Regions from separate parts of the Homo sapiens genome. Here region 2 is linked to region 1. Evidence: chromatin loops called from intact Hi-C (ENCODE). Cell type or tissue: heart left ventricle. All regions are shown on one strand. Links, peaks and the distances in the headings refer to the core of each region. The heading gives the core; the rest is flanking DNA. Region 1 overlaps DANCR (differentiation antagonizing non-protein coding RNA). Region 2 overlaps SCFD2 (sec1 family domain containing 2).

Region 1 (10,619 bases), core at 1,005-9,004:
CCACCGCGCCCGGCCCATTAGTCATTTTTTAAAGGTATAACCATGAATTTAAAATGTATTTAGACTTTAATCTTGAGATACATGAGCATGTGCATGTGGCTAAAATATGTGGGGTCAGCACATACCTCCTAATAAAGCATTGTGAAAAGTAAGGAATCAATTTATGGTTTATTGGAAAGTCACTTATGCACACTTGTATTTATACAGCACAAGACACCACATTTTAAAAATTCAATAACTGAAGCAAATTAAGACAATAGGAAAAGCATTCTAATTATAATTTTTGCCCTGCGGGCTGTACAGCTTCAGCCAGCAGTGTCCTGGAGGTAATACAAACTGCTAAAGTGAGATAATGTTTTCATAAACCTCAGTTTTGGTTTGTGTTTTAAGAAATGTAAACTTGAATCTCGGCAAGAGAAGGTTCTCAAAATTTGGCACAAAGGGAGCATCTGTCAGCCTATTAGGTGTTTTTGGTGTATGAAACATGAGATGTAAAAGAGGACTTAAAAGGACATAATAGTACTAGTGTCCTTTAAAAATATATATATATATATATCAGCTAGGCACAGCCTGTAATCCCAGCTCTTTGGGAGGCTGAGGCATGGGGACCGCTTGAGGCCAGGAGTTCGAGACCAGCCTGAGCAACAAAGCAAGACCCCATCTCTACAAAAAGCCAAAAACTTAGCTGGGCACAGTCATCTAATCTACTTGGGAGGCTGAGGAGGGAGGATGGCTTGAGCCCACAAGTTCAAGGCTGCAGTGAGACATGACTCACTGCTCTCCAGCCTGGGCAACAGCAAGACCCTGACTCCAGAAAAGTAGTATGACTAATGAAACCAGTCTTCCCAGGGTCAGCTACCACAAGGCTCTGACTTAAGTCCTTGCCACTAGGTTGCAATAATACTAATTCTGAATTACGGGATACTACACTTAAACAGCACTATACTAGAGACTGAGAAGGAAATTGGGGCAAAGAACCTAAGTTTTTTAATGAGAAGTTCATATTGAACTCAAATTTATTATGTGATGGAATAACACATGGTTCACCTAGCTCCCTAAACTAACATGTTAATTGACAAAAATACTATCTGAAATCCTTTACATTTTCTAGATGTATCAAAATTTCTTCTGTGTGAAACCATTTTTCACCTATTCTGTGTAAGAATACCTTATCTATATCAACTGACATGAATTACTAATGCTTTTTTATTAAAGTGTTTGAGCAAAACCATCATTTGACTGGACCATGATGTACTTGAGGCTATTCGTGGGCTCACGAATATTCAAGTAATTCAAGCTTTCCTTTATTGAATGCTGTAGAGCTGAAACATAGCATATGAAGGTCAAAACTCAGTCACTTGAAAAGATTGTATATATTGTTTACTTGTTAATACCCTTTGAAACTTCTCAAACTATAGAATCTCATTCTCATGATGAAAGGATCAGACTGAACCCTATTTGCCCTTTATTCTAAATCCTAGAGATGAACAGTTTATATATAAAAATCCATTTAAAAGTGAAATTTAGATTATTTAAAGAACAAAGTATCGTGAGATTCTGAACATAATCAGGTCCTCACGTTTTGGTGGGTGGGAAGAGTGAAAGAGAACAGTGTGTGTGTGTGTGTGTGTGTGTGTGTATATATATATATATATATTTTTTTTTTTTTTTTTTTTTTTTTTTTTTGAGGTGGAGTCTTGCTCTGTCTCCCAGGCTAGAGTGCAGTGGCATGATCTCGATTCACTGCAAGCTCCGCCTCCCAGGTTCACGCCATTGTCCTGCCTCAGCCTCTAGAGTAGCTGGGACTACAGGCGCCCACCACCACGCCTGGCTAATTTTTTGTATTTTTAGTAGTGACAGGGTTTCACCGTGTTAGCCAGGATGGTCTCAATCTCCTGACCTCGTGATCCGCCCGCCTTGGCCTCCCAAAGTGCTGGGATTACAGGTGTGAGCCACCACACCCTGCGAGAACAGTATATTTTTATTTAATGCTTAAACTGCCCACAATTCTTCATTGCTTTTTCTTTCTTAATCGAATCCCTGTTTCCAACATCTGAGCTCCATCTTCCACTCCCAAAAGAAGTTTCATTATTACAAGTTAAATATTTCTGCCCAAGTATGGCCAGTCTCAGACTACTTTTGAGATGTGTCCGTACAGAATAACAATTGCTAGCTCCCTGTTGAAGGTTTAACTGCTTACCCTGCAGGTAACCTGATGAGCTCACTTTGAAGAAATAAGGTAGAAATTCTCCTACAGTTAGTTCCTTACTGTGAGATAACAGTTTGTTCCTCCTAATAAACTGGTTCCATCCTCTTCTTTTGGTCATATCCAGCTCTACAAGTTTCACGCTGTTTAAGTCATGAACCTACAAAAGCCTGTGAAAAAATCTTTGAAGATGCTCAGCTTGTTTCAGTCTGAAATTTCTCCAAGACCAATGAACAAAACAGGATCATGCCCTGAATACACACCCAAGCTGCAGGCTCCTGCTTAGCCCTATTTTGGTTTGGCCTCCATGAGATCTTCAGCCACAATAGCAGGAGATAAAAATCTTCCTAGAAGCTTTCATCAGCTGCAAGTTTTCTTACAGAATGAAACTTTTCTGCTATTTTTCTCATAGTTAATTGGCTATTTGAGAAAACCGAATTTCTGGCTCTCAGCATTTAATTGGATTCTGTGGGTGACTGGATGACCGCTTTGCACATCACCATGGGTATCATCCTTACCTTCTTTAAACCTTTTGTGCCAGTCAAAAATTCTTGCTCTTGATATGTCATCACCGGAAACTACTTTTTTTTTTTGTTTCTCTTTTGTGACAGGGTCTTCCTCTGTCACCCAGGCTGGATGGAGTATAGTGGAACAATCATAGTTCACTGCGGCCTTGGTACCCTAGGCTCAAGCGATCCTCCCACCTCAGCCTCCTGAGTAGGTGGGACCACAGGTGTGTACCACCAGACCTGGCTAATTTTGTTATTGTTGTTTTTTATAGAGGTGGGGGGGTCTCCCTATGTTGCCCAGGCCTGTCTTGAACTCACGGGCTCAAGTGATCCTCCTGCCTCAGCCTCCCAAAGTTCTGGGATTACAGGGGTGAGCCACTGGACCCAGCCAGAAACTACTTTTAACAGTTCTAATTGCCACTTGTCTTGGCTGTATATTCAGAAATAGCCAGATTGGAATTATGGTTTTTTGATTGCTATTGATAGGGAGGTTCAAATGCAATATACCAAAATAGTCTATTTCAGGTGTCTCACTGACATATTTAACTTTACACAAAATTTAATATGAATTCTTTGCTCTAACAGTCAACAATTTTTAGGTCAACAAAAGAATAACTCTATTCACATCTAAGAAAGTTAGTTGGCAACCTTAAAAGCTCTGTTGTAGCCAGCTGAAACATAACCTATTCCAGCAATTTCACAAACTACACAAAGAAAAATTGGTAAATATTTCAACAGATGAGTACAAATAATCTTTGGAGAAGCTGATAAAGATTTCAGTGCTATATCATCTTAGCCTGCTATTTTCCCACCTACAAAAGGGTCGAAAATAAATCAGCTTTTTCTTGTCCAATTAATAGGAAAATGATATATGAAATACTTTAATTATTAGTCGGCACTGTCCCACCCCGAAAGAACCTAAGACTTAAAAATACATCCTAATAACATGTATATTGCCACTTGGCTGTACACTGAAGACTCAGGTATCTACAGTATTTTGTATTCTCTTCCCGATTGCACGATTTTTTCAGTGCTTTGCTTTCAGGGAAAACAGACTCAGGCTGGTCTTTCTTATGGTATTAAGTACAGGCTACTTTAAGATAATTTTGTGGTGTTTGCTAAATTCAAGAAATCAATACAGGCCGGGCGTGGTAGCTCACACCTGTAATCCCAGCACTTTGGGAGGCCGATTCCGGCGGATCACCTGAGGTCAGGAGTTCAAGACCAGCCTGGCCAACATGGTGAAACCCCGTCTCTACAAAATATACAAAAATTAGCCGGGCGTGGTGGCTGGCGCCTGTAATCCCAGCTACTTGGGAGGCTGAGGTGGGATGATCGCTTGAACTCGGGAGGTAGAGGTTGCAGTGAGCCGAGATCGCGCCACTGCACTCCAGCCTGGGCGACAGAGCGACACCGTCTTAAAAAAAAAAAAAAGAATTCAATACATAGTGTCATGTGCCTTTACTGGGGGAATCTCCTTTACCTTTTGGGGAGGCTGATAGGGCTGCTTAAAATATTTGTATTAGGCACTGGAAGATGTAAACGGGACCTTATCCTATTTAAACTCTCTTTAAATTAGCTAGAAATGGGCTGGGAACAACAGGAACCCACCATTTAACTACGGCGGCTAATCCCCCAAGTATGGTAACATACTGTACTGCACCCCCTAAAAGTGTGTTACCAACAGGACCACAAACAAGTTTGCCCACTGTTTTTAATGCAAATGTTCCTTTCAAGATCGCAAACCCTTCAATACACAGGGCCTAATCCAGTCGCGCTTTACTACTACGGGTTACTCCCGCCAACTGGCAGGGGAGCCGCCCCGGGCCCCGCGGAAAAGGCAGGTGCGCGTGAGGGAAAGCATGAGAGCCCGGGCCGCGCCCACCTCGGCCCCAGGCACTACGGGTCCTGCGGGTCCCGCGGGTCCCGGATTCGAGGCGAAGCGGCCCAGAGCCTGCGGCTGCTCAGACCTCCTCACCGCGCCCACCTCCCAGCCACCTCCTGGCTCCAGGTCCAGAGCAGGAGCAGGACTACCGGGGTCCCTGGCACACAAGGAGCAGAAATACCTTGAGGGGCGGGACCAAGTAGCCCAGCGCTGGAGGAAGACCCGCACCCTCGCGGGAGTTCTGAGAGCCTTAGCAGGCCGCGACAACACTGGGAGACGTGTCTGCCAATCACCGGATGGGGGCGGTCCTGGGGGGGGGGTCATGCAATTGGCTAAGCACGGAGAAGCTCTCGTTCCATTGGCCATTTTTCCGGCCTCAAGCCCACCCCTAGGCCTGAATCCCCGTCGCGTTCCGCCGGTCTGCTTCTCGGCCGAAAGGCTGGGGAGGAGGAGAGGAAACGCCTGGGTTAGTTTTGGTTCCTTCTGCTGGCGCTCAGGCTGCTGGAAGAGTCCTAGACCTTCACCCGTGGTCCCTTGGGCCCGTTTCACGCCCACGTTCTGACATGTCCTGTGGTATTCTGTACCTCTGCCTTCTACCCTGTGTCCCACGCTGATCCATCCTAGGCAGGGAGAAGGCAGCGTCGCAGGGACAATGCCAAAATCAAGATATTTCTCTTAGAGCTTTCTAATATTAATACCTTATGTCTAGGTATGGTATACAATAAGCATATATATATTTTATAAATCTAAAACCACTCCCCCTCATTAAATCATCAAACTAGTCCCAATGAAGTAGGTACTGTTATTCCTTATTTTTCAAGCAAGGAAACATGAGCAGGAGGATTTAGTGATCGGCTCACGTCCTGTCATGTTTACTTCCTAAATATCAGCTGTATCCTGTCCTCATTCCTATTCCCTTGCTCTAATTCAGACCTTCATAATTGCTTGCCTGGATTAGTTCTACAAATAGCTCCCAACTCCTTTCCCGGTCATCCTCCAAAGCCAAAGATTAATCTTCCTAATGCAAATCTGATTGTGTCTCTTAAACCCTTCTCAAGCCTCTCAAATGTCAACTCCTTCTGTGGCACCTCATTGCCTGTAGGTTCTGGCAGAGACTGCTTTTTATTGAAATATAACATGACCACAGATGAGTACACAAAAATGCACATTCGGCTGAAATTTCACAAACTAATCACAGTCCTGCCACCAACAACTAATTTAAGAAACAGAACATGGCGGGGCGTGGTGGTTCATGCCTGTAATCCCAGCACTTTGGGAGGCCGAGGTGGGCAGATCGCTTGAGGTCAGGAGTTTGAGACCAGCCTGGCCTACATGGTGAAACCCTGTCTCTACTAAAAATACAAAAATTAGCTGGGTGTGGTGGCACACGTCTGTAATCCTAGCTACTCCGGAGGCTGAGGCAGGGGAATCGCTTGAACCCGGGAGGTGGAGGTTGCAGTGAGCGAGATCATGCCACTGCACTCCAGCCTGGGTGACAGAGCTATACTACATTAAAAAAAAGAAAAAAAGAAATAGAAAGAAAGAGAGAGAGAAAGGGAAGGAAGAAAGGGAGGGAAGGAAGGAAGGAAGGGAGGGAGGGAGGGAGGGACGGAGGGAGGGGAAAGAAACGAAGAGAAAGAAAGGAAAGAAAAGAAGGGAAAGAAAGGAAAGAAAGAAAGAAACAGTACACCAGAAGTATTTCCTTCCGGTAGCTAACCACTCCTTTTCACCCAAAGGTAACCGCTAGCCTGACTTCTAACAGCATAGAGCAGTATCCTTGTGTTTGTGCATTATATACATGTGATTTTTTGTGTCTGGTTTCTTTAACTCACTATGATGGTCATGAGGTTCATCCATATTTTGAGTATAGTCACAGTTTGCTCATGAGAATGCTGCAGTGCAGTCCATTTTGTGAATATACCACAATTTATGTATTCAACCAATTGTTGATAGGCATTGGAGTAGTCTACATTTTGGAACTATTAAAAATATTGCTGCTATGAACATTGTAATAAACGTCTTCTGATGAACATGATAAAAGATGATTGCATTTCTGTTCGGTGTATACCTACAAATGGAATTATTGGATCATAGGTTATATACCATGTTCAAATTTAGTAGATATTAAATATTTTAAAACAGTTTTTCAAAGTGTTTGAGCCAATTTACACTTATCAGCAACATATGAGTATTCCAGTTGTTCCACATTCTCATCAACACTTGGTATTTTCCATCTTTTTTCATTTTAGCCATTTTGGTGGGTGATAATTGTGCTTCAGGTGATTTTGATTTGCAGCTCCCTGATGATTAATGAAGTTGAGCACCTTTTCATCTCTTTATTGGCTATTAAGAAATAACTTCATGAAGTGTCTGTTAAAATCTGTGCCCATTTTTAGTGTCTTTTAAATTTGTATTTTCCTAACATTTGATTATGAAAAATTTCAAATATTTAGCAAAGTTTAAAGAGTTTTACAATAGCGTCTGTAAACTTACCACATAGATTATTCTACCATTAACATTATATAACACTCACTTTAGGATATTTCTACATTTACCTGTATCTATCTTAATGTTGTTGCATTTCAAAGTAAATTGCAAACAGCAATACATATTTGGCCATTTAAATATTAATATTTCAGCATGTATATCATTAACTAGAATTTAATACTTCAGGTTTCTTTTGATGTAAAATTTACATGAAATGAAATGCACAAATCTTTAGTGTATATATTTGCTGAGTTTTGACAAATGCATTCATTTGTATAACCCAAACTTCTATCAAGTATAGAACATACTATCACCCCGGAAAGTCCTTCATGCTCCCTACCATTTCCACTTTCCCAGGGACAACCAATGTTCTAATTTTTTTCCTCACTGTAGATTAGATTTGCCTGTTTCAGAAGACCATATAACTGGAATCATACAGTATGTTCTTCTGTATAAGGCTTCTTGCACTCAGCATGCTGTGTTTGAGATTTATTCATATTGTTGCATGTGTCAATAACTTATTCCTCCTTATTTCTGAGTACTATTCCATTGGATGAATATATCACAGCTTGTTTATCCATTGTAAGAAGATTTTTAAAAATGACTTTATTGAAGTATGATTGGCATGCTAAAAAGCTATACATATTCAATGTACACAACTTCATAAGTTTGGAGATAAGTGTACACCCTTAAAACCATCAGCACAATCTATGCCATGAACCTAATCCATCACCTCCAAAAGTTTTCTCCTGACCTCTTTATTATTATTATTGATAATAACCCTTAACATGGGGGGAGGGAAAGAGAGGGAGAAAAGTTGGAAAAACTGTTGGGTACGATGCTCAGTACCTGGCTGAAGGGATCATTTGTACCCCAAACCTCAGCATCGCGCAATATACCCAGGTAACAAGCCTGTACATGTACCCCTGAGTCTAAAATAAAATTTGAAAAAAATAAAATAAATTTAAAATAACACAATGTAAGATATATCCTCTTAGCAATTTTTTAAGTATACAGTATTATGTTTTTGTTTTTAGAATTCTAAATATTCATCCTTTGTCAAGTATATATGTCACAAATATTTTCCCCCATTTGGTTACTTTTCATTCTTTTAATGGTATCTTTTGAAGAAAACTTTAATTTTGAAATATTCAATTCATTAGTTTTAACATTTAGTGTTTTTTGGTTTTATTTAAGAAATCTCTGCCTACTCCAGGTTATAAAGTTTCCTCCTGTTTTTTTTTTTTTTTTTTTTTTTTTTTTTTTTTTTTTTTTGAGACGGAGTCTCTCTCTGTCACCAGGCTGGAGTGCAGTGGCGCAATCTCGGCTCACTACAATCTCCTCCTCCTGGGTTCAAGCAATTCCCCTGCCTCAGCCTCCCAAGTAGCTGGGACTACAGGTGCACACCACTATGCCCAGCTAATTTTTGTATGTTAGTAGAAACATGGTTTCACCATGTTGACCAGGATGGTCTCCATCTTCTGATCTTGTGATCCACCTGCCCCAGCCTCCCAAAGTGCTGGGATTACAGGCATGAACCACCACGCCTGGCCCCCCAAAAGCTTTAATGTTTTAGTTTGCTCATTTAGATCTGCAATCCATTTGGAATTGATTGTTGTGAATAGGGACATAGAGGTAGGTCCAGATGCCTGTTGTTTCTATGTGGATAGCTAATTGATCCAGCATGTTTATTCAAAAAATCCATTTTCCCACTTGCAATTGTCGTAAGTCAAGTGACCACGTATGTGTGGTCCTGTCTCCTGACTCTGTTTTGTTCTATCAGTTGGTTTTTCTACCTTTACAACAATGCCAAACTGACTTCATTACTTAGCTTTATCGTAAGCCTTAATAGTGTATCAGTGAACCGAATTTTCAATGTAATTAAATTTAAATTTAAATAGCCACCTGGCTATTGGCTACTGTATTGGACAGCACAGATATAGAACATTTCTATCCTGGCAGAAAGTTCTGCTGGATAACACTGTTCTAGAAAGCATGTAGAAGGCAATACCAGATGCTTCATTTCATAGCTGCATGCCGGGCTGCTCTTCAAAAATATATATGTAAAACCTTTTTTCAAAAACTCAGAACACAGCCTCCTATAGTTACGACACCAATTCTTTTAACCTTGCACTTTTTGCAATACAAATACTATGTCAGGTGCAGGAGAGCTTAGTGAGTTGGGAAACATTTTCTTTGATCAGACACCAAAAAATAGTAGCCCCAAATCATAGGAAAAGATTCCTGCTGAATTACCATTACTTGTAGTTCGTTACCTGCTCTCATCCAAGGTCACACTTAATTCTCTTACTGCTCCAGGAAAGCCCTGGGCTGTCACTAGCTGTATTTGAGAGAGCTTGCCTTCAGACTTGCAATCAGGGGTCTGAGTCAGATCTGGCTCCTGTAAGGGATTCCTCAAGCCATATGGTCCTAGTCTATCCATGACACTGTAGACTTGTGACTGTAAAATGATGCATTGTACTTATTTTATCCTTGAGATGTTACTTGAGAAATTGTGTGTATTTATTTCTCCCTATAATGTTTGTATTTGATAACTATTTCTTTTCCAATGTTTTGTGTTTTATACTACTGTGATGGCTATTTTATCATCAATTTCCAGACTGCAGTCTAGCCCAGGGCTTTATTTTTATTTTTAGAGACTGGATCTCGCTGCACTCCACCCAGGCTGGAGTGCAGTGGTGCAATCATAGCTCACTCCAACCTCAGCCTTCTGTAGCCTAGGGCTTTAGGCACGATCTAAATCTCCATTGGGCAACAAAATGTTTGTGGAGCACTTACTCTGTGAGAGGCACTATGCAAGGCCCTGAGCAGATAGATGACAAATAACAGATCACTGTTACCATTGAGCATCTACTATAGTCCAAGCTCTTGTATTTGTTATTTTTCATGATCATAACAACTCTGCAAAGGTAAATGTTGCTTCTTCATTTTCAAGATGATAAAGCTAAGGTTGTGGAGTGGGGGGGAGTCAAACTCCTGTAGATAGTAAGTGCTGGAGCTGAGATTTAAGCTATGAATTCACCTTACAGAAATGGGCCCTTTGAGAAGACCCTGAATGTGAATGTGGTGGCTGGATCTCTAGCTGCTACCTTGGGCCACAGGGATGAGAATCACATCCTAGACGTTATGGTCTGAATTGTACCTCCCTCAGATTCATAGGTTGAAGTCCTAACTCCCAGTACCTCAGAATGTGATCTTATTTGGAATGTGACCTTTCAGATGTAAATAGTTAAGATGAGGTCGTACCGGAATAGGGTATGACCAACTTGACTGGTGTCCTTATAAAAATGGGAAATATGGACACAGACAGATAAACACAGGAAGAATGTGATATGAACATGAAAATGAAGACAGAGGTACTTCCACAAGCCAAGGAATGCCAAAGGTTCATAGCAAACCCCTGGAAGCTAGAGAGGAGTCAGGGAACAGATTGGTGCTCACAGCCCTAGGAGGAACCAACCCTATTAATAGCTGATCTCAGAATTCTAGCCCCTAGGACTGTGAGAAGATA
Region 2 (10,619 bases), core at 912-8,911, 240 kb after region 1:
CCTCCCGAGTAGCTAGGATTATAGGCATACACCACCATGCCCAGCTAATTTTGTATTTTTTAGTACAGATGGGGTTTCTCCACGTTGGTCAGGCTGGTCTCAAACTCCCGACCTCAGGTGATCCGCCTGTCTCAGCCTCCCAAAGTGTTGGGATTACAGGCGTGAGCCACCGTGCCTGGCCAAAGCACATCTTCTTTTCCACGCACCTCATTTCTTTCTCTGACACACACACACACACACAACACACACACACACACCACACATGTGCTAATAGTACCAAAAGTCACTCACAACAACAAAAATTTATTATACATCAACTATGCAAAGTACAGTTCCAGTTGCTATGAGGAAAACAAAGATGCAAAGATGTGTAAGATGTGGTCTCTGCCTTTAAGGACCTTAGCGCCTAATTTTAGAGACTAGGAATGCTCCAGGAAGTGAGTATCGTAGGAGTTCATGGTCATTGTGAGTAGTCTGGCTACAAAATGGCCTCCTGGGGGAAGTGGGACCTGAGCGGGACCTTGCAGGAGAGGCTGAGGAGGGTTGGCAGATCATTCTGGGCACAGAGAATGACTGCAGTCTCCACTCCCACTTCTTTTGATTCTGGCATATTGATTTTCTTTACCCTTTACCCTCAGCTCCCGTGATTCAGAACTTTACCTTGCTCACCAAAGCACTCTGTCCATCTGGCCACGGTGAGGGCTCAGCATGGCCCATAATCCAGATCAGTCTGAGACATGATCTTGAGACTTTTGCTGGAACCATGGGAAAGGGAAGTTCTCCTTTTTGGGGGGCTGCTTGTTCAGAGGATGTAATCCCGAAGCTACTGGCGGCCATTTTGCTACTACCCAGAGAGGGATGAACTAAGAATAAGGCCAACACTGAGAGAGGCAGAGCCAAGACAGAGGCAGACTCCTGAGGACAAAGATTGAGGAAACCAGACCTATCCCTGGCCTTTTATTTCATATCAGCTGTTTATTTTAATCCGCTTTTTAAAAGCTAGCTTGAGTTGATTAGCTGTCATTTGTAAGTTGGAAGGAGAAATGTCAGGGTGTTCATGGAATAGTGGGAAAACCAGCCTCCCTGGTTGATGTTGAGCAGCTGAAACAGTGAGGTGTGGCCAGACTTGGCAGAGGATGGGAGGGGAGGCATGAATGCAAAGCAATGGAATAAGAACTTTATATCTTATTAGCAAGAGATGCCACTGACGACTTATGGGTGAGAAAATACTGATGACAGAGGTAACATTTTAGTAAGAGTTCATGCACAAGACAGGAAGGAGGGCAAGATGAGCTCTTAGGTTACTTTCAGCCTGCAGATTCTGTGTAGATGGTAATAGCTGGTGACAGTCATGGCTTAGAAGTGGTGAGACTGGAATCTGGGATAAGCAGAAGGCAGTTATAGACAGTCTGAAGGCAATACTACAGTGGTGACGATAGGAATGGAAAAGGGAGGCTTGGAATGACATTGTGAAAGAACTGACCCCACGTTGGTGACTGCTTGTGACAGGCAAAGAGAAGAGAAGATGTTGAGTCCCTGCACCTCTGAATTGAGAGGATAGTGGTTCCACTGATGGAAATTACTGGTGGAGTGGGGATGATTCTCACCTAAGACTTTTGAAGGAATGTGACTGGAGCTTAAAGGTGGCCATGGTAATTCTTTAATCTCCCTGCATATGGGTTGGACAAGACAAGCTTTGAGGTCCCAGCCAATTCTATGGCTCTCTGATTCCAGGAAGTAGGTCAAGGTTGCAAATGCAGATTTGGCACTGAAGGGAGCTCTCTGTTCTAAGCAGCTTCAGAGGGTACTTCACAGAAGCTCCAACTCAAAGCAGAAATCTCCTTTCCAGAAAGTCTGTTAGTTGGGCCTTCAACCTGAACACATTTTACTCCTGGTACCTTACAAACTCTTGAGGCCACCAACTTTGCTGCCAGATAGCTTTAACAAAAAACGATACCCTTTATTGAGTTGAAATAGTCTTCCCTATAAATGTCGTCTGTAGGTTGTAGTATTTTCTCCTGAAGGTAGCACATTTAAGAAGAAGCATAGCTGGGCTGGGAATGGGGTGGCAGAGGTCATTCTCCTTGGCCACATTCTCAAAATATGATTGTCTTCCTATTTTTTTCTTTTTGAAATAATATGTTAAAATGAGCATTGTGTTAATGCTATGATGAAAATAGTTTAGAGGGGGGCAGCATTACTGAAACAGGCTAAGAAAGTAGACAAAAGTTGTAACTTCTTGCCTCCCTGTCCGTCTGCTTTAATCAGCAGTAGGAAACCTGCCTTAGCCCCAGACTGGCTCTCCCAGATGATGGAATCTGACTTTCTTTGAAATGAAGTCGAATCCCTTTTTCCCAAGACAGCTTATCCAATATTTTACTATCATGGTCATTGTGAATCTTTCTTTTCCAAATTAATTATCTCTGTGGATGACACAGCTGAAGTTTTTAGCTTGGATGAGATCCCAAAAGGAGAGGGAATAGAAAGAAGGGCCAAGGCCTCACAAATCCACACAAAAGTGACTTACTTGTATATAAGCTCATTGGTTTCCTTATTTCTCCTCCCCCAGCGCAACACACATAAACCTGGCTTTGTTTAAATCAAGAATTACTAAACAAACACAAGTTTTACCAAGTCGAAGTCTCCAGAAGTACTCCATTTCTATGAAGGCATTTTAATTATCCTCTATTGAAAAAAACTGTATCTTCCCAAGTTTGCAACTTATTTTCAGAATGCCCTGATCAATTATTAGTGAGATTACTATGGGGACCATTTAGGGTTAAAAAAATAAAATCTTTCTCTCTGTTGTTTTCTCCTGATGCAACGTAAGGTTGGAGGAGAAGTGAGAATCCTGGGGTCACTCACCCTACTGCTTTAAAAATGTTCACATATACTTCATTCTTTTGCATTAAGAATTTGCTGTAAGGTCCTTGGACTGTCTTCTCTTTCCCATATCTTGGAGTCGGGTTCGAAAAGGCAATGTATCTTTCTGAGAGTACCAATGTCTGTAAAGAATATTTTTAACTTGATGTTTTGTTTTTAAATCTAACCACCCTGCCCTGTTCCTTATCTTAAATTGAACTACTTCAAATATGAGTATATAAGGTACAGTTACACACTCAACTGTCTGCAAAAGTCTCTCCATCAAATGAACTCAAATTCCCCTTTTCTAGCCATGATTATTTATTTTTCCTCAGGAATGGGGAAAAATAGCTCCTTTGAGACAGGATTCTCTTCTGTAAATTTGGTGAGCAACAGCCTACATCTTTCTCTCAGCCTCAGTTTCACACTCCAAAAGATACACTATTGGTAAAAACAGAGGTGAGGGGAGGATAAAATGTTGCCTTTTGGTTTCATAAGTTGGACAAGAAGCAATGGCTGCGCAACATTAAAAGTTCCATATTGTGTCATTATCTGAATAGTTAATCAAATACCTGAAAATCAAGAGATGCCTAAGAAAAATTACACATGAGAATGAAGGACTAGTCATACATTTGTCCTTGCCAAATTACATTTTTCTCTTGTCATTAATTGGGAAAAAGAATAATATAAAGATTGTATTCAATTATTTCCATTGAAAAGCTCAATAATGGATTAATTAAGACCAACACATCTTTTCCTGAAGCAGGCCACTTAGCAATGTTCTGGGCACCAATTTTAGAAATGGAAAGCCTCCAAGTGGTTGTGTTCCAAGATTTTAAAGCTAATTAGTACAGAGAAATTATTTTTATCTATGCATCATGTAAAGATACAAAAACTAGGTCAGGAATATTTCTGCCTATTGTTAGTTGCTTAAGTTCTGGGCTGGTTGGAGGCACAGCAGCTTGGCAGAAGGGTAAACATGCATATATCACAGGTTGAATCCAATCCAGTGTTAAGTCATCAGTAGTAACTGCTAATTGCTTTAGCCAACAGGTCCAACTTTTCCAAAATAGGAAAAGGATATTTTACTATACCAAAAGGGGGTTCACATATTCCCAAAACCAATGTCTTTTCCAACGGCCCTGTCAGCACTGAAGTAATCTCCATCCATGTTTCCAGGAACATTCTAGGAGTTGCAGGCTAAGTGTCTTGAATTTTGATTTCACTGAATTAATGGTTCCAGGTAAACAAAGTGGGTTTGCAATGTCAAGACAATATAGTCAACTACTACAATCCACCTCAGATTGCCAAAGTAATATTGACCTTGCGAAATGTGAGGGACACACACACACACACACACACATACACAAGGACTCAGAAGCGATCCTTGAATCTTTTGGTCTCAAACACCCATCAAGTGCAGTTTGTTGTCCAGCCCTCACTTGAGTACTCCTAAGGGTGAGCCAGCATAAAATTGGATGCTCTAAGATAAGCATCTGAGATAAAATAACACTATGTTAATTTAGTGAGTAATTTAGACAATGGTATCAGTTCAGATCCCATCTTGCAATGGAAAAAGCCTCGCAGAAATGACATTAATTACATGATTCCTAATCTGAAAGGCAAAATGTATGGTGGTGACTAAATGAATAAAACAAAACACAAACACACACACACACACACACAGTGCTGTTGCCATCTATTTCATAATGATCATTCACTCAGACAGCATGTATTGAACACCGTCTACATGCCGTAACCATCATGATAGGTGGAGGCCAGGCTGGAAAATGTCAGATTTCGTGTTATTTCTGCATTCTGTTGCACATATTTCCTTTTCTAGGAGCCATATTGAAAACACCCCAATAAATTAGGTAGACTATAAAAGCCCCCCCGCAAAAAATGATGGGCCTAAGAGTGACATCTTTCATGGCATATTATTGGATTTCTTTGATTCCTCACTTCATGCCACAGACACTATTTACTGGTTTCCAGCCTCAGCCCAGAGCCCTCAGTTCCTCTGGCACCCCTAACCAATGCCCATTTCCCCCAGCGGCTGAGCACATGCTTCTTTTATTCTGCCCCTGCCATGCTAGTGTTCATTCTACCCACAGAGTGGTGTCCCGTAACTTCCTTATTCTTCTCATGTTTATTGGTCAGAATCTGTGCATGCCCAATTTCCACAGCACTGTGCAGTATTCAAAATGATGCCAATATTGCTGACATTTCAGCTCCCAGAGGGTGTGGAGCAGAGCACCCATGGAGGCTGTGCGTTGCCCACTTCTGATGTTCCATGCCTCCTCTAGCACCTCCTGCTGTAGCCAGCAAGCCTGGCTGGGTCTGGCCTTTAGGAAAACAGCTCAGTACCATACATGTGACCAAAACCTGCCATGACTTGGTTTCATTTGGCTTGACAGTTGTTATAGAAGGAGCCTAGGAGCTCACAATTCATTCTTTCATAGTCATAATAGGAAGATCATGGTTGTGGTCTCTTTTCTATTATTTATTACTCAAAAAACTTGACTCTGGTGTCTGCAAATAATACTCTATGCTAATAATGCTACCAGTTATTGTAATTCAAACAACATGGGTAAACATGCCAAATACAGACTTCATGGGTGCTAAAAATGTGCTAAACTTGGATCTGATTGATAAAGACTTTCTTGGGACAAGAATTAAAAATGGCACGATCCTATGAAAACGACATCTGATTTATAGGATCAACCCTTGACAGCCCAGTCTTGACATGTTGAAGTGCCCTCATTTATGGAGACACACCAGGCCATCTGGTGATGGGCCCATGCCTCATGCCCTGCACCATTCTTTTTGTTCGTAAATGCCAGGATTTTGTTGTGCTTTAAGGAAACATACCAAGGATGCATGTTTAGTAATCTTCCATATCTGGAATTTGAAATACTCTCAACTGATTATACGTGTGTTTTTTATGACATTCTCCTGTGCATGTGCAAAGTAGATCAACGTAAGCACAGGTCACTTGATGACCTGAGTCCTTTCCCAGGCAGTGCCCACGGTCATCTGCTCATCTGCTGCTGTGGTCAATCTTGTGATTCCTCGGATTCTTTAAATCCCTTTCCTCCTTCCCACATTACCTTCCACATCACCTTTTTAATCTCTGTTTTCAGGCTCATAACAATCTCTCCCCAAATCTCAACCACCCCTTACTCAACCAAGGGAGCTCTTACTCAACCAAGCAGCTCTTTATCTGGTTCTTCCCATCTTCTGCATCTAGTTTTTAAAAATATACTTCATTTGTTTGGTAGGACAGTTTTAGATTTATAAAAAAAGTGACAATAGTATAAAGATTTCTTATATAATTTATTGCTATCTGAAGCCAGTTTCTCTTATTATCGACATCTTACATAAGTCTGGTACTTTTTTTTACTATTAGTGAACCAATATTGATACATTTTCTTAACTAAAGTATAAACTTTATACAGACTTCCTTTGTTTTTAAAAAAAATTGTGTAAAGCTCATGTATATAACATAAAATTTACCATTGTAGCCATTTTAAGTGTACAGTTCAGTGGCATTAACAACATTCACATTGTGCAGCCAACACCACCATCCATCTCTGGAACTCCTTTTCTTTTGCAAGGCTGAATTCTTGACCCATTAAACTGTAACCACACTCTTCCTTCCCTCCAGGACCTGGCAAACACCATCCATTTTACTTTCTGTCTCTATGAATTTGACTACTGGAGATGCTTCATATAAGTAGAATCATACAATATTTGTCCTTTTATTTTTGGCTTACTTCAGTTAGCATAATGTCTTCTAGGTTCACCCATATTGTCCATCATCTGCATCTTTAAACAACCTCAAGGGCATGTTGCTGCACATTCTTGATCTTTCTACCATGGTCTCACTCTTACTTCTGGTTCTCTACCCTGGGGTTGGCCAGCTTCCACATGGAACCCCAGCTTGCCTCTAGTTCTGGGACCTTGCCCTAAATCCCATTTTGCCTCTGGGACCCGAGAACCCCTCCTAGATCTTACATTTTCAAATCACTTACTACATGGCAGTCCTTGTTGTCCCTAAGTAACTCTATACATGTTATTTTGCTTAATTTTCACAACATCCCCATGAAGTAGGTACTAATATTAATCCCATTTTACAGATGAGGAAACTCAAGCATAACTTGCCAAAGGAATACAGTAAACAAATGGCAGTCTGAGAATTGGAATCTAGGCAGTCCCAAATGTCCTGTAATGTCTCTCAGTTCCTGCCAGTCCTGGTGTTCCTTCCATGGGAGAAGTGGTCCAGTTCTCTGTACTCCTGATAAGACCACAAATGCACATATTTCCTCATGAGACTACAGCTGGTGCTGATTCCTTTTGGAATCTCTCCCCATTGCCCTGTTTGCTGGTTTGGGTCTGGTGGTACCAGTGTTTTCTGAGCCATGCCTGAGCTTGTGAGACCCTTTGTCTACCCTCTGGGCTCTGGAGCCTGTGTCTCATGCCCTGCTCTGCACAATTCTGTCTCTTCCTTTTTCCCCTCCCTATGTCATTCCCATCAGTGTTGACTTGTTTCCCAGTTCCAATATAACTTCAGCCGGGGTCCTCTCAGTTATTAATATTTTTGTTAAATTTAATTCTACAACTACAAGGAAGATGGCTCTAGCATCCCACTAACATTTTATTTTATCATCTGGAAGGCTGGCAACACATAATAATTCAATTCAAAAGCCACAACAGTCCTTTGGCCTGTATTAATAGAGGCCATTTCATGGCTGGGAAATGCCACCACCCTTGCAGGGGAATCACAGCCATCAATGTTTGCTCATTCCATTTCTAAAGTCATCTCTGCTCTCATTTAGACCGGGGCTACTGTGTGCCAGGCACTGTGCTAGGGCTAACACTATAGGTTGCTGTTGCTCAACTACGCAGAGAGCATTGTTGTTTGACATTTTAAATGCTGTGCACAAAAGATATTCTTACTAAAAGGCACAAAGTCAGAGGCTGCATCAGGGAGGAGATAAGGTACTTAAAATGACACCTTGAGTTCAAATGGGAGCAAGTCAGAACATGCAGGCATACTTGGTTCTGTTTCATGGCTGGGCTTTGTTTATATCTGGTCTTCCAATCTGTGGCCGTGGGGCAAATAGGTGATCGGGTGTATGGGTGTGTGTGTGCATGCATGTATGTGTGTTCAGCATTTATGTAGCCGTGGTTGGCTGACATGGACGACAGATACTATTATGAATTCTTTACTGCAAGAAGGGAAGATTACACAGAGGTTGTCAAGAACCTAGCCACAGGGAAGTGGGTGTGACAAAAATCTCTGATTTATACTTCTATCACTGCAAGACAGAATTGGACAGGTATGAGGGGGATGCTGTTGGTGTGGGGATCGGCAACCAACTGTGTGTGTGTCTGGGTGCTGGTGTGTGTGCATGTATGTATATGTGTGTGTTGTGCTCAAGGGATCTCATGTGGGGGCAGCCAAATATTACCTGGGGATGGGGCCATAAAACACATTCAAATATATGACAAAGATTCTCTGCTTGGCCAAACGCCAGTTAGGCTTCTGAATCCTCTGCTAGGCCCATATGTTCACTTTCTTGTAAAATCCAGTTTTGGCAAAGAATTCTGCTACATCAGTTTAGCAAGAACCGCTATCCTCAATATCTGATCATCCTTGACATCTGATTAGGTTTCTCACCCTCCACCATTCCCCAGGTGATGTCCAATCACCCTGGCCTGTCTTTGGCAAGAATCCTGTTAGGTGGGTTTAGCCAGACTCTCCCTCACCCGTGATGTCTCCCCTTAGTAATTTTCCATCCACTGACTCCCACACTCTTCCTTGGCTATAAATTCCCACTTGCTTATGATGTGTTTGGAGTTGAGCTCAATCTTTTTCCTGACTGCAAGACCCTATTGTGGTGGTCTGTATAGCTACCTTTATGGTTCTGAATAAAGTCTTCCTTACTGTGCTTTAGTAAGTATCATTGAATAATTTTTAACAACATGTTTTTAAATCATACATAAATATAAATCATTGCTCTTGGCCCAAATATCCATTGGTAGGAAAATGGTTTAGGAAATTAGAGTTCATGACAGAATAGAATATACTTATGGAACTCATAAGGGCCCCTCTCAAACATTCCATCTCTTGTTCTTCCAGGCACACAGTAGATGAACAGTTCAGTCCCTGGAAGTTGGCTTGGCCATGTGATTTGTGTTGGCTGGTGGAAAGGAAGCTGGGGTGATGGGTGTTACTTCCAGACAGGACTCTTAAGAGGCTGTTTGTAATTTGCTGTTTCTCCTTCCTCTGCCTCAGTGATTGTGGAAGTGTGTGTCCTGATGAGGTCTGACCCCTTGGGCCTGAGGAGGAGTGACTATGATAAGCAGAGCCTTCTGCAAACCTGAGGCAGTGATGCAGAGGGAGTGAGATATGAATTTGAGTTGTGTTTAGCCCCTGAGATTTGGGGATTATGTTAACTGGAGCAAAACCTAGCCTCTACTGCCTAAGATGACCTGCAAGGACCATTATGGAAAACATTAATAGTGTGAGGCTGAACTGGAAGACAACATGCAAAAATGAAAATCACTGTTAGTTTTTTGAAAATGGGCAGTTTTCTTCAATACAGTTGCATTTTTTTCACTTATAAAAATGTTTAAAGAGGGTAAAAATCTCAAGGAGTATAAAAGAAAACAATTGGGGCGTGGAGCCAAGATGGCTGAATAGGAACAACTCCAGTCTACAGCTCCCAGCGTGAGCGACACAGAAGACAGGTGATTTCTTCATTTCCAACTGAGGTACCGGGCTCATCTCACTGGGGAGTGTTGGAAAGTGGGTGCTGGACAGTGGGTGCAGCATACCCAGTGTGAGCCAAAGCAGGGCGAGGCATCGCCTCACCCGGTAAGTGCAAGGGGTCAGGGAATTCCCTTTCCTAGTCAAAGAAAGGGGTGACAGACAGCACCTGGAAAATCGGGTCACTCCCACCCTAATACTGCACTTTTCCTACAGTCTTAGCAAACAGCACACCAGGAGATTATATCCTGTGCATGGCTCAGAGGGTCCTATGCCCATGGAGCCTGGCTCATTGCTAGCACAGCAGTCTGAGATCAAACTGCAAGGTGGCAGCGAGGCTCGGGGAGGGGCACCCACCATTGCTGAGGCTTGAGTAGGTAAACAAAGCTGCCAGGAAGCTGGAACTGGGTAAAGCCCACTGAAGCTCAAGGAGGCCTGCCTGCCTCTGTAGACTCCACCCCTGGGGGCAGGGAGTAGCCAAACAAAAGGCAGCAGAGTCCTCTGCAGACTTAAATGTCCCTGTCTGACAGCTTTGAAGAGAGTAGTGGTTCTCCCAGCACGCAGCCGGAAATATGAGAACAGACAGACTGCCTCCTTAAGTGGGTCCCTGACCCCCGAGTAGCCTAACTGGGAGGCATCCCCCAGTAGGGGCAGACTGACACCTCACACGGCCGGGTACTCCTCTGAGACGAAACTTCCAGAGGAACGATCAGGCAGCAACATTTGCTGCTCACCAATATCCGCTGTTGTGCAGCCTCTGCTGCTGATACCAAGGCAAACAGGGTCTAGAGTGGAACTCCAGCAAACTCCAAAAGACCTGCAGCTGAGGGTCCTGACTGTTAGAAGGAAAACTAACAAACAGAAAGGACATCCACACCAAAACCCTATCTGTACGTCACCATCATCAAAGACCAAAGGTAGATAAATCCACAAAGATGGGGAAAAACTAGAGCAGAAAAACCAGAAACTCGAAAAATCAGAG

What was found. Hi-C counts contacts between places; a loop is a spot of excess contacts. Peaks named below come from ENCODE experiments on the same cell type or tissue, not always from the same donor. Only the 100,000 strongest peaks of a DNase experiment are listed, where the experiment ranks them.
Region 2: it touches region 1 in a loop (2.1-fold over the local background); 5 of 110 quality-filtered maps call a loop at or near these places.

What each region holds. Positions count from the first base shown.
Region 1 is chr4:52,717,535-52,728,153 of GRCh38, forward strand. DANCR (differentiation antagonizing non-protein coding RNA) reads left to right here. Exons shown (of 5, transcript NR_145129.1): 5 at 2,334-3,163. Among named protein-coding and RNA genes, the nearest start is that of SNORA26, 9.6 kb to the left of the region's middle. RefSeq lists silencers at 4,459-4,598, 4,779-4,828 and an enhancer at 4,989-5,288. In heart left ventricle, for the core only: a CTCF peak has its summit at 4,916 (motif pointing right); a DNase peak (open chromatin) is centred at 4,977; H3K4me3 peaks cover 1,562 bases; H3K27ac peaks cover 1,670 bases.
Region 2 is chr4:52,960,488-52,971,106 of GRCh38, forward strand. The region is part of intron 5 of SCFD2 (sec1 family domain containing 2); the gene reads right to left. Among named protein-coding and RNA genes, the nearest start is that of SCFD2-AS1, 38 kb to the left of the region's middle. In heart left ventricle, for the core only: no CTCF peak of the experiment used is centred there; no DNase peak of the experiment used is centred there.